3 separate regions of the Homo sapiens genome follow, and regions 2 and 3 are each linked to region 1. A link is a contact called in ENCODE Hi-C or POLR2A ChIA-PET data. All regions are on one chromosome and are shown on one strand. Each heading gives the region's core, a stretch centred on a gene start or an enhancer-like site at or near the end of the contact. The rest is flanking DNA. Distances are from core to core; before and after follow the strand shown. Region 1 holds the start of FNBP4 (formin binding protein 4). Region 2 holds the start of DGKZ (diacylglycerol kinase zeta). Region 3 holds the start of ARHGAP1 (Rho GTPase activating protein 1).

Region 1 (4,221 bases), core at 1,229-3,728:
ACTATGGCATTCCTTTGTACTTGAAAATATTTAATAAGATCAATTTCCAGGTCCACCAATGTTTGTTAGGTAACCAATCAAGCCAGAGTGTTAGAAAAGGAATAGGAGTTGGCATGCCTAATGAACACCAAGCTAGTGGGAGGACCAGAAAACTAGTTATAAAATAGCATCAGGAAAAAAAAACAGTAAAAAACGTTTTGGGTAAAGAAAAACAACAAATTTTGCACTGGTCAAAGTGTATATACATCAACATTCTCTCACAAACAAAAATAATCTTAAATCATATTTTTGGGAGAAATAATGTTAGCAACACTAAAGCATTCAGCAAAACATTCTATGTACAAACCCAACTTGACTTTAATGAAAGACGTGGGAGAAAAAATGTAAAAAACAAAACAAAAGCATACCTGTTGCTTTAACAGCTGTGGGTCTAGTGGTCATGACTGGTTTTGGAGGATTCTGAACAACTCTAGGAACCTCCTGCACCGCTTCCTGTTCATCTGGATTAAAAAAAAAGAAAAGAAAAGAAAAGAAAAGAAAAGAAAAGAAAAGAAAACTGCAGTCAGATTCCAGACCAGAGAAAACACTAGAGGTGACAAACCAACCTTTGATTTAACATTTCAGCTCTAGATTCCATCAATTTTTTAAAAAGTGCATTTCGGATGGGTTCGCACCTGTAATCCCAGCACTTTGGGAGGCCAAGACGGGGGGGGGGGGGGGCCACTTGAGGTCAGGGGTTCAAGACCAGCCTGGCCACCATGGTGAAACTCCATCTCTACTAAAAATACAAAAAATAAAAAAATTGCTAGGCATGATGGCACTCGCTTGTAATCCCAACTACTCGGGAGGCTGAGGCAGAAGGATCGCTTGAACCCAGGAGGCAGAGGTTACTGCAGCCTGGGCCACAGAGGAAGACTCCATCTCAAAAAAAAGAAAGGACATTTCATTGACCCAAATAATTGGGAGATAATAAACACAGAGCTGGAATCTTTTTTTTTTTTTTTTTTTGAGACGGAGTTTCGCTCTTGTCGCCCAGGCTGGTCAAACTCCTGACCTCGAGTAATCCGCCTACCTCGGCCTCCCAAAGTGCTGGGATTACAGGCATGAGTCACCGTGCCCTGGAGTCTTTCATCTGCTTACAAACTTCAACATCAAGGGAAGACTCTTACCATGGTAAATAAAAATTATTAATACATCTGCATGGCCGGGCGCGATGGCTCTCGCCTGTAATGATCGCTTGAGCCCTGGAGTTCGAGACCAGCCCGGGAAACATGAACTCCGTCTCTACTGAAAATACAAAAATTAGCCGGGCATGGTGGCAGGGTCCTGTAGTCCCAGCTACCCAGGAGGCTAAGGCGGGAGGATCGCTTGAACCCGGGAGGTGGAGGTTGCAGTGAGCCCAAGATCGCGCCACTGCACTCCAGCCTGGGCGACAGATTGAGACATTGTCTCGAAAAAAACAAAACAAAACTCTTAAAAAGTTACATCTGCAATACTTACAAATACATACAAAAACAGTAAGTATTCTCCAGGCTATGATAGGACCTTTACAAGACACACCAAACACTGCTATTGCGGATTTTTTCCAATTAACGAACCAGCGTGATCTCTGAACATGTGAAACGGTCGCGGCTTCTCCGGCGCCTAGTCCTGGAGTCACTTTTAATCTAAGCACCACTCCAGTGAGAACCACACAAATACTTAGGAACCTACCAGCTCCATTTCTCCAGCAGTTCTGCTAGTGTGGGGATGCTTACTAGCTGGAATATTAAGAGCTTTTTCTAAACGTCTCTATCCCCGTTTCGACAAAACCGAAAGGAGGCAGATGACGTGTGGAAAGGCCTGGCCCACAGTCACAGGCCGCGCACGCGGAAACTCATCCTCACATCCACCCTCTGCGTTACCCAAAACCGACCCGGGGCGTTTGGGAGACTCAGGATGCCCGAACTTCGGTCATATTTCAAACGTTCCCGGGGCAAGCCCTGCACCACAGATGGCGCCTCGGGCTTGGCCCGGGCCGAGGGCGCAGAACTCGGCCTGGCCCTTCTGCGGCCCGGAGCCCAGGGCCGCCCCGCCTGCAGGCCCGCAGCAGGCAGGCCTCGGAAGCCGACCTCGCCCGCCTCCCTCGCCGGGTCTGGCCAGGCGCCGTGAGGAGCCTAGGCCGCAAGCCCTGAGCTCGAGTTCAGGTCCCCCCGCGCACCCTTGCCTTCTGAAGGCGAGTCGTCCGAGGCCGCGGCGGCAGTCACCGCGGTGGTGGTGGTCGTCGCCGCCGACGGGGCGGGCTGGCTGGGGACCGCCGCGGTTGAGTCCGGCTCAGTGTCGGGTTCCGGCTCCGGGTCCCGGCCCGGCGTGCTGCCCCGAGGACCCGGCGGAGAGAGTTGCAGGATGGGCCTACGGCCGGGTACCGCCCGGGACTTCTTCCCCATCGCGAGCCCAAGCGCGAGCAGAGAGCGTCGGGCGGCCGAGAGGGGCGGGCACTGGAGGCTGGGCGCTGGGCCCTGGGCGCTGCGACGCGTAATCAATATTCATACACCGTGACACCGCCTCCAGCCCGGATCCGCTTTCAACCAGCGGAGCACGCGCTTGCGCAAGCGCCTCGGACCCTTCGGCTCTTCTGGCTCCTCCTCACCAGGAGAAAGGGCGGGATTACCAACTGCGCTAGGCGATTGGCTGTTTTGACCCAGAGAAGGGACCGGTGGCCAATGGAAAAGGAAAAAGGGTGAGAGTCCAGCCAATAGTGCGGTAGGGCCTGAATTAGAACGACTTCCCCACTTCCGTCGGGTTCCACCCATGCGCTTTCCCCAAGCCTTTTCTTTGCCTACTTGTCCTCCATCTTGTGGCTATTCTCGGCCTAGAGTTTCATGTTGTCTGTCTTCTAGAAAGGTGTGCTGCTGGGCCCAGCTCACTCACGCCTGTAATCTCAACACTTTGGGAGGCCGAGGCGGGTGGATCACGAGGTCAGGAGTTCAAGACCAGCTTGTCCAAGATGGTGAAACCCCGTCTCTACTAAAAATACAAAAGATTTAGTCGGGCGCGGTGGCAGGCGCCTGTAATCCTAGCTAGTCGGGAGACTGAGGCAGGCGAATCGCATGAACCCGGCGGCAAAGGTTACAGTGAGCCGAGATCGCGCCACTGCACCCCACCCTGGGTGACAGAGTGAGACTGTCTCAAGAAAAAAAAGAAAGGTGTGCTGTTTTCTGAGCCCTTCCCCACGTTTCGCCCGGATTATTGTGGCTTACTTTGGGTATAGCATTGAACATTAAATGGGACAGTGGGTCTTTTACGCTTTTGTAATTTCCTGCAGCACACAAATAGATGTCTCATATTTTCTCGCTTATTAGCTGGGAAAAATCACGAGATACTCCACTACCTACAAGGAAAAAGCCTAAAATTGTTGGGATGGCATACAGGAACCTTACCAGTTTTGTACTACTATCGTCAACATGCTTTAATTTACCCTTGCTTTAACACTGCCCCCTCTCCCGTCTCCTGCCTCTGGAGCCCGCCACTTGGAGCATCACCTCCCTCACTTTTCCTTTGCACTGACTGGAATAATTACTGCATCACATGATGAAAGTCTTTTATTGTTTCATCAGGGCGCAATGCAGACGCAGTGCAGGCGTGACCTCTCCTGCCCAGCCTCTCCCTGGCACTTGACATCCTGTTGACATCCGTCTCCCCTCTAAACTAAGGAATGCGAGTGGTATTTATTTTTATATCCGCAGCAGCTCAGTTCCCACTAAAAATATCTAATACTTACTGAGCTCTATGTGTCAGTCACCAAGCACTTTACACGTAGAATTGCATTTGATCTTTTAAAATGATTATTTCTAATTTTATTTTTAAACGTGTCTTGCTCTGTCATCCAGGTTGGAGTAACGTGGCATGATTATAGCCCACTGCATCCTCAAACTCCTGGGCTAAAGCCATTTTTTTTTTGAGACGGTGTCTCGCTCTGTTGCCCAGGCTGGAGTGCAATGGCGCAATCTCGACTCACTGCAGCCTCTGCCCTCCGGGTCCAAGCAACTCTCCTGCCTCAGCCTCCCCAGTAGCTGAGATAATAGGCGCCCACCACCACGCCTGGCTAATTTTTGTATTTTTAGTTGAGACAGGGTTTTGCCATGTTGGTCAGGCTGGTCTTGAACTCCTGACCTCAGGTGATCCACCCGCCTCGGCCTCCCAAAGTGCTGGGATTACAGGTGTGAGCCAGCGTGCCTGGCC
Region 2 (3,455 bases), core at 608-3,107, 1.4 Mb before region 1:
GGGAGTGGGCATGGGACCTCTGTCCCTCTATGAGCCTTTTATCTGAGATGGGGGTGACAGAAGTAGGGTCACCCATCTGTCATCCAGCACTCTGCAGAGGCACAGAGTAGGGCAAAGGAGTTATTGGCAGGGTGCAGGGAGCTCTGATGTTTGGACTGTGTGGAGGAACTGAGCTCGAGAGAGGCCAGGAGTTGAGCAAGCTAGCAGTGGGGGGATCTGGGAAGAGGAGCCCCCCCAGGAGTGTGGCACTGGATGCTGGAGATTTCTGACCCAGCTGCAAGGCCTTGTGGAGACTCCGTGGGGTCTTCAGTTGCCTCTGATCTCTTCTCTCAGAGCTTGGAGTAAGAGCCATTGGGAAACTTCCCCAAAAGGACCCATGCACCCCAGAGGCCAGTTGTCAGGCATACTTGGGGATTGATCTGCCCTCCTCCTGGCCACCCTGGCACCAGCTGCTGGCTGGAGGGCTGGAGCCCCACCTCCCTGATCAGACCTTCTCCCAACTTGCAGGAAACTGGGAGAGGGTTCTGGGCCTCGGGGTGCTGGTTCTTCCTCAAAATCACAGGCTTGTCCGCAGGTCACAGCCCTAAGCATTGGCTATTTGCGGCTGACTAAGGCTGGAAAACGGGCTGCCAGAACCCAAGAGGGGAGGATGAAAGCGAAGGTGACACAGGATGTGGCTTGGCAGAGAGGCGTGCACACAGAAGTAGTGGGCAGCTGGTGTGGGCAGCAGGGTGGTAGGGTTTGGGGAGGTGGAAGACCATGCTTCCCAGCTCCTGGCCTCCCTTCGTCAGCCCTGCGGGGGCCATCAGAAACAGCCCCGGTGTGTGTGATGGCTGTGCCCCTACAGGTGACTGCTTGGGTTCCAATTGCTCTCATTTCTGGAGGGGGACGGCCTCGGCTGCATTGTGGGGTGTCTTTGTGTGTGCATGTGAGGTATATTTCTGGATGGGAGTGTGTGCATATGCACACACATACATATGTGTGAGGGATGTGGCAACCGGTAACCATTGTCCTGGGAGTATTTGTATGTAGGAGAAAGGTGTGTGTTCTGTGTGGGCATGTGTGCTTGTGAATGGGAGTGTGGTACCTGTTGTCCTTCTGTGTATTTGTGAGTGTGTAAGGGCTGTGCAGGTGATTCCCGTAGCATATGAGATCTATAGGTTCTGTTGAATACTATGTCAGGAAAATGCGATGTGTTGGGCCTGGGTGAGAAGGTTGGAAACCATTGTGAATAGCTGTGGAAGGATGACTTTGTAGGAGAAACTTGTGAGTTCTTTGTTGGTGTGTGTGCGAGTCATTAAGTGACTTTGGTCACTGAGTGCGAGAGGCTGGGGTGGGAAGTGTTCGTTTAAGTAATGAGTGGGCATAATTGTGTAAGGGATGTGTTTGTTCTGCGTGCATGGGGAGCACTGTGTGACTTTTGTTCCCCTGGGTGCGATTTGGGGGAGCCAAGGAGGTATGGGTGGAGATTGTGAGTGGCTATGAGTAGGGTGTGCGAGAGCGGAGGGGAGGTGGTGACAGCAGCCCTCGCGAGTGTACACTTGTGAGCGTGCAGTTGTTTGGTAGCGGAGGGATCGGGGGAGGAAAGATGCGCGTCTGGATGCGCGCAGTGCGAGTGTGCCAGGCCGGGAGATTCAGTCCCATCCAGGCGGGCCGGGCCGGGCTGGGGGCAGGGCTTTCTGCTGCCCCGCCCATTCGTCGCCCCGCCCCTCGGACCGCCCCAGCGGGCTGCAGCGCAGCGGGCGTCCGGCAGAGGGCGCTGCGGGCCCGGTGCCACCGTGCGGCCGAGGGGGCGTGCTCGGCGGCGGGCAGGCAGCGGCCCGGCCAGCTATGCGGGGTCCTGCGGCCGCGGCTGGCGGCACTTCCTGGAGCGGCGGCGGCAGCGGCTTCCCGGGCACCTGGGCGTGGGGAGCGGGGGCGCGCGGCGCGGGGCGGGCGGAGCGAGCGCGCGCCATGGAGGTGGCGGGCGGCGCGGAGCGGGCGTGCTGAGCCCCGGCCGCCGGCCCGGCATGGGCGTCTCCCGCGGGCCCTCCGCCGGCCGGGGCTAGGGCCGGATGGAGCCGCGGGACGGTAGCCCCGAGGCCCGGAGCAGCGACTCCGAGTCGGCTTCCGCCTCGTCCAGCGGCTCCGAGCGCGACGCCGGTCCCGAGCCGGACAAGGCGCCGCGGCGACTCAACAAGCGGCGCTTCCCGGGGCTGCGGCTCTTCGGGCACAGGTGAGCGGGGCGGCGGCGGGGCAGGCACCGAGGCACCGGCAGGTTACCGCTCCCTCACCGGGGGACATTCCTCGGCCACTGGGGGTCCGGGCCACTTCGGTACTGACACTGAGTCGGGGAGAGGCTGGCACCGGCGGCACGAGCCGTCTTGGCGTGGGCACCCACTGGGAGTCATCCCCCAGGGCCGGGACACGGGCGGGATCGGTCGGCTTGGCACTGTCACCGGGTGGGGGTCATTCCCTGGCACCGGCAGTCTAGTGCGCCTCATGTGTAGTACCGTGGGAGGATCGGCTCCCAACCCTCCAGCAGGAAGATGGAATCACCCCAGCCCCCGGCACAAGCAGGTTGGGCCCCCAGGACTGGTCACCCACGCCTTCTTGGCACTGATAGAACAGGGCCTCTCTGAGCCTCCTGGCACCACTGAGGTGGGGATCACACCGCCCTTTGGACTTTCGTGGGACCAGGTTGCCTACCATCACTGCGTGGCATCTGCAGAACGTAGCCCCGTTGATACCGTCACCACACATGGCTTGTCCCCAAGCTCTGGTCACTGGTTTAATTGTTTAACATGTTAAGCTTCTCCTTGGGGTTGGGGGTGCCTGATCATCTGCCCTACCTTGCTCTTAATTAGCAGAGAGACCCCAGCCCATCCCTCTGCTAGGCAGGCAGCATGTCTCCCTCTACCCTCTTCCAGCCCATGCTGGGAAAGGGATGGGGTGGGCTGGAGTCTGGAATCTGCTGGCTGTTCAAGCTTCATCTTGCCCCCTCCCCCAGCACTCCAAATGTCACCATCTTGTGCCTGTGACAGAGCTTTGACCAGGACTCTAGCGGGGAACCGGGGGGAGAGTGTGGAAAGACTGAGTGCAGGCAGTTCATGGCAAGTGTGCTGCTCTTGGTCGTGAGCCGCTGCCTGCCCTGGTAGCCGTGGTGTAAGGTAAGGGACGTGAGGCCCCAGGAGTACCTGACCTGGCTCCCTGCGCTTCTTCCTGACCGAGCCTTGCCCTTCCCTGGTGGCCAAGGAGCTTGTAGCCAATCAGCCAAGGACCCCAGAGCCACCTCAGACTGAACTCTGACCACTTGGAGTCTGCCCAAGGCCTCCCTCTCACTTTTCTGCAGCTGCCTAGACTTGGTGGCATTCACCCCCACCCCGCCCCTTAGCTTTGCTCTGCCCCTTCCCTGGGTAGACTTTACCCACCAATAACATGGGCGGTTTTCTCCTGTCGTGTGGGCTAGCATACCC
Region 3 (4,221 bases), core at 919-3,418, 1.1 Mb before region 1:
AAAAAAAAATAGCCAGGCATGGTGGTGGGTGCCTGTAATCCCAGCTACTCAGGTGGCTGAGGCAGGAGAATCACTTGAACCCAGGGGGTGGAGGTTGCAGTGAGCTGAGATCAAGCTACTTCACTCCAGCCTGGGCAAAAGAGCAAAACTCTGTTTCAAAAAAAAAAAAAAAAGGAGCAGCTGGGAGCTGGGGTGGATGTGAAGGAGGGAGAAGGACACCATCTAAAAGGGAGCTGAACTTGAACTTCACCTCTTTTCCAGTGACTGCTCTTCTATGCTGTCAGTTCTTCCAGACATGACCTCCCTCAACGCCCCCACATAACCTCCTTTCCCAGCATAACTAAGCCCAGTGGTTCCCATCTCCCAGTCAGACTGGCCCCTCCCACTACCCCCAACCCACAGTTTAACTTCTGAGCCTGGAAGTTAAACTCCCATTCAGTGGGAGGGTGAGGAAGCTAGCACAGGGAAATTCTAACATCAAGTAGTAGAAATGAAGTATCCTGCCTGTTTAAGACACCAGCCACCCACAAGCCTGCTCTACTCTGTGCAAAATACACCCAACTCTGAGATTAATTTTTCCATTCTCAGCAGGTAAACCTTTACAAAAATCTTAAGGATCACCTTAGGCAATCACTTTTAGGAAGTTGTAGACTTTTCTGAAATTGGTAACATGTGTGGACTTTTTCCCTAAGAAAACTTAGGAGATGTATGCAATTTTAAGAGGTTCATACACCTTCTGAGAATCACTGTTTAAGAACTTCTGGTCTATTCAGAATGACACCTGATATATAGTAGATGCTATCATTTGTTGAATGAATGAACCAATTAATTCATCTCCTAAGTAAAGAAGGGAACCCACACTTGTTGAGGGCCTATATAGGACCATGAACTGGGGACACAAACTCAACCTCACGATAGCACTGATGAGGCATGTTCTACTAAGCTCATTTTACAGTGAGGAAAGAGAGGACCAGCCGGGCACGGTGGTTCACGGCTGTAATCCCAGCACTTTGGGAGGCCGAGGCGGGCGGATCACAAGGTCAGGATTTGGAGACCAACCTGGCCAAGATGGTGAAACCCCATCTCTACTAAAAATACAAAAATTAGCCGGGTGTGGTGGCGCGCGCCTGTACTCCCAGCTACCTGGGAGGCTGAGGCAGAAGAATCGCTTGAACCCGGGAGGCGGAGGTTGCAGTGAGCCGAGATCACGCCACTGCACTCCAGCCTGGGCGACAGAGTGAGACTCCGTCTAAAAAAAAAAAAAGAAAAGAAATCATATTCTCAACGTTGGAATCGGCCTCCCAGTTGCAAATCCCACCACAATACAACAGCAATTACAACTCTCAACTACAATTATGTTTGCATAGAGCTTCACGGTTTACAAAGCCCAGGTTACGTTTTGCAATTATCCTGTTTCACAGATTAAGAAGTTGAACTGAGGCCGGGCGCAGTGGCTCACGTCTATAATCCCAGCACTTTGGGAGGCGGGGGCGGGAGGATCACGAGGTCAGGAGTTCGAGACCAGCCTGGCCAACATGGTGAAACCCTGTCTCTACTAAAAATACAAAAATTAGCCGGGCGTGGTGGCGGACGCCTGTAATCCCAGCTACTCAGGAGGCTGAGGCAGGAGAATCGCTTGAATCCGGGAGGCGGAGGTTGCAGTGAACCGAGACTCCAGCCTGGGCAATAAGAGTGAAACTCCGTCTTAAAAAAATAAATAAGTTGAACTGAAAGCGTGGCCTAATAAGTGGCAAGGAGGAACACTTCCCCCAAATTTCTTCTTCTTAGTGCTTTGCCAGATCAGATCTGGGAGATTTCCCCCTCCCGCCGGCTTGCTGGATGACAGCGATCCGGCCTGGACTCTGCCCTGGGGAAGGCAGGAAGAAGGTAGTGAAAATGATTAAGTCCTCTTATTGCAGGCGCCAAAATGGGGCAGAAACCCTGCAGGAAGGCCAGGCCTCTGAGCCCAGTTCCACCCCCGTTCCCCTCCTCGGATCTGCTCCGGTCCTCCCCATCCGGACCCCATCCCTTCGGACGACCTGGCCAGCTCCTTTCCTTTCCCCATCCCCACCCGGGGAGACCCCGCGCCCAGCAGCTCACCGCGCTCGGGCACTGCTCCCTCTGCCACGCCTGTCAAGGCTCGGCAAACATCCGGCTCCGCGGTGGAACGGGAACCGCCCCCTCCCGCTCTCTTCTATCCCCAACCATTTCCGCCACACCTCCAACCCACTTCCGGCCCCAAACATGGCCTTTCCAGGAGCCCCGCCCACTTCCTGCACATGCCCGCCTAAGTTCCTGCCTCGGGGAGGTAACAGCATAACTGTCCGACTCGTCGCTCCCAAAGAGATGGCTGGAACAATTAGTTCCGCTTTCCCAGCTAGTCGAATCACTGGTGCACCTCCGGAATCCGAGGTTCGCATTGCTCTCGGACAGAGTTCTGCCTCCCCAGTACTCCCAAACTCCCAGTCCTGTGCACCAATGAGGTCCAGCTCTGAGGCTTCTTTCCTGAGAAAAAAATTTGGAAGTCCGTGACTGTTTCCTGGAGGAGCTGAGAAGAGGAAGCTCACTTCCGGCGTAGGGAGGCTTTCTGACCCGGAATGGAGGAGGCGGAGGAGCTGCTCTTGGAGGGGAAGAAGGCGCTGCAACTCGGTGAGTGACCTGCGATGTCCGCGACCCTCAACCTTGGCCCAGGTGGATCTGACGCTCTGTGGTCAGCTTTCTCCTCAGTCTTCTCTCCTCCGGATCCCAGGATCCTCCAGTGCCCTCAGAGTCGCTGGGGGCTTCTGAAGAGCCCTTGAGCCTCCTCAAAACTTTCAGGGCCCTCCTTAGAGCCCTCACCTGTCCCTCGGGCTCCGCAGGCCCACCTGGACCTGCGGTTTCCTCCCACACTTTTCCCCACCTCCCACCTTCTTGGGTGGCTCCCTCACTGTCTTCCCTTCTCTCTGCAGCCCGCGAGCCGCGCCTGGGCCTGGACTTAGGATGGAACCCTTCCGGAGAAGGCTGTACGCAGGGCCTCAAAGACGTCCCACCCGAGCCGACCCGAGACATCCTCGCTTTAAAGAGCCTTCCCCGGGGCTTGGCCCTTGGCCCCTCACTCGCCAAGGAACAGCGCTTGGGGGTCTGGTGTGTCGGGGACCCCCTGCAGCCCGGCCTGCTGTGGGGGCCGCTGGAAGAGGAGTCTGCCTCCAAGGAGAAGGGCGAGGGAGTAAAGCCACGGCAGGAGGAGGTATTGAAGGATAGAGCGACTTCCCTCCGCCCTTGAAAATGTAGGGGAGGTTTGGACATTGCTAGACAGCTTTTCAATTTGAAGAAAGAGAGTATTTCAAGAGATAGGAGATAGTCTTGTCCCTTCTCTTCAGGACTGTCTCCTCTCAGCAGCAGTAGTTAAAGAATCGAGGTTTGAAAAGTTGTTGAAAGCTGGAATCATACAGTGTCAGCAGTGAGTGAGGAAGGTCAAGAGCTAAGGTTTTTGGAATTAAGAAAGCATGGGATCAAATTCCAGCTTTGTCACCTAGCTGGTTAAATTACGTGCCGCATTTAATTCATCTGTGAAACAAAGCAGTGGCTCTCTTGGGATTATATGGAGGAGCTGATGAAATAGTGAAGATAAAAGGTTTCACTGCACAATAAGTACCATTTTATTTTATTTATTTTTCTTTTTTCTTAGACAGTCTTGCTTTGTCGCCCAGGCTGGAGTGCAGTGGCACGATCTCGCCTTATTGCAACCTCCACTTCCCAGGTTCAAGTGATTCTCATGCCTCAGCCTCCCGAGTAGCTGGGATTACAGATGTGCACCACCACACCCAGCTAATTTTTGTATTTTTAGTAGAGACAGGGTTTCACCATGTTGGTGAGGCTGGTCTCAAACTCCTGGCCTCAAGTAATCCGCCTGCCTGGGCCTCCCAAAGTGCTGAGATTACAGGTGTGAGCCCCCGCGCCTGGCCCAATAAATACCATTTTAAAAAGCTGGTGTTCCTTATTACTTTTTCTGTTTAGTACTCACTGGAAGACAGTAATGTGTTCAATTTAGTAATTCTCCATACCCTTGGGAGGGAGGTGAGGAGACAGACTTTTTGGTCCTTACTGAATGAAGAATCAGACAGCACTGTCCTGTTAGAGGAGAACCAGAGGCTTCTAACCTTCCAGGAGTTTCATCTTAAATTTGTCCCAGGAAAGTTTCATCTAGTTTCTTTTTTTATTCCTACCCGACCCCTCGAACAC

Evidence for each region. A loop is a pair of places that touch in the nucleus more often than their neighbours do. ChIA-PET counts read pairs that join two places held with the same protein, here RNA polymerase II (POLR2A). Pooled maps may share reads with other maps.
Region 2: a pooled map shows a loop between it and region 1 (15-fold over the local background). The contact joins the promoter of DGKZ here to the promoter of FNBP4 in region 1. A Hi-C loop is called at or near these places in 1 of 168 maps with a recorded cell type or tissue (naive thymus-derived CD4-positive, alpha-beta T cell), 2 of 37 single-sample maps with no recorded cell type and 9 of 50 pooled maps.
Region 3: a loop to region 1 is called in a map of ascending aorta, with 13 times the contacts of the local background. The contact joins the promoter of ARHGAP1 here to the promoter of FNBP4 in region 1. A Hi-C loop is called at or near these places in 5 of 168 maps with a recorded cell type or tissue (B cell, CD8-positive, alpha-beta T cell, ascending aorta and 1 more), 6 of 37 single-sample maps with no recorded cell type and 16 of 50 pooled maps. POLR2A ChIA-PET finds 5 or more read pairs at or near these places in 2 of 52 experiments (H1 and PC-9).

The regions. Positions count from the first base shown.
Region 1 is chr11:47,764,863-47,769,083 of GRCh38, forward strand. FNBP4 (formin binding protein 4) reads right to left here and starts at 2,479. Exons shown (of 17, transcript NM_015308.5): 1 at 2,207-2,479; 2 at 408-500. The coding sequence starts at 2,426. RefSeq lists enhancers at 844-1,769, 1,564-1,623, 1,770-2,694 and a silencer at 1,884-2,493.
Region 2 is chr11:46,345,606-46,349,060 of GRCh38, forward strand. It overlaps DGKZ (diacylglycerol kinase zeta), which reads left to right and starts at 1,858. Exons shown (of 31, transcript NM_001199267.2): 1 at 1,858-2,215. The coding sequence starts at 2,055. RefSeq lists enhancers at 591-660, 731-780, 2,684-3,455 and silencers at 1,565-2,044, 2,145-2,194, 2,157-2,370, 3,007-3,166.
Region 3 is chr11:46,698,451-46,702,671 of GRCh38, forward strand. It overlaps ARHGAP1 (Rho GTPase activating protein 1), which reads right to left and starts at 2,169. Exons shown (of 13, transcript NM_004308.5): 1 at 2,101-2,169. It overlaps ZNF408 (zinc finger protein 408), which reads left to right and starts at 2,581. Exons shown (of 5, transcript NM_024741.3): 1 at 2,581-2,649; 2 at 2,949-3,226. The coding sequence starts at 2,598. RefSeq lists a silencer at 1,925-2,044 and an enhancer at 2,375-2,664.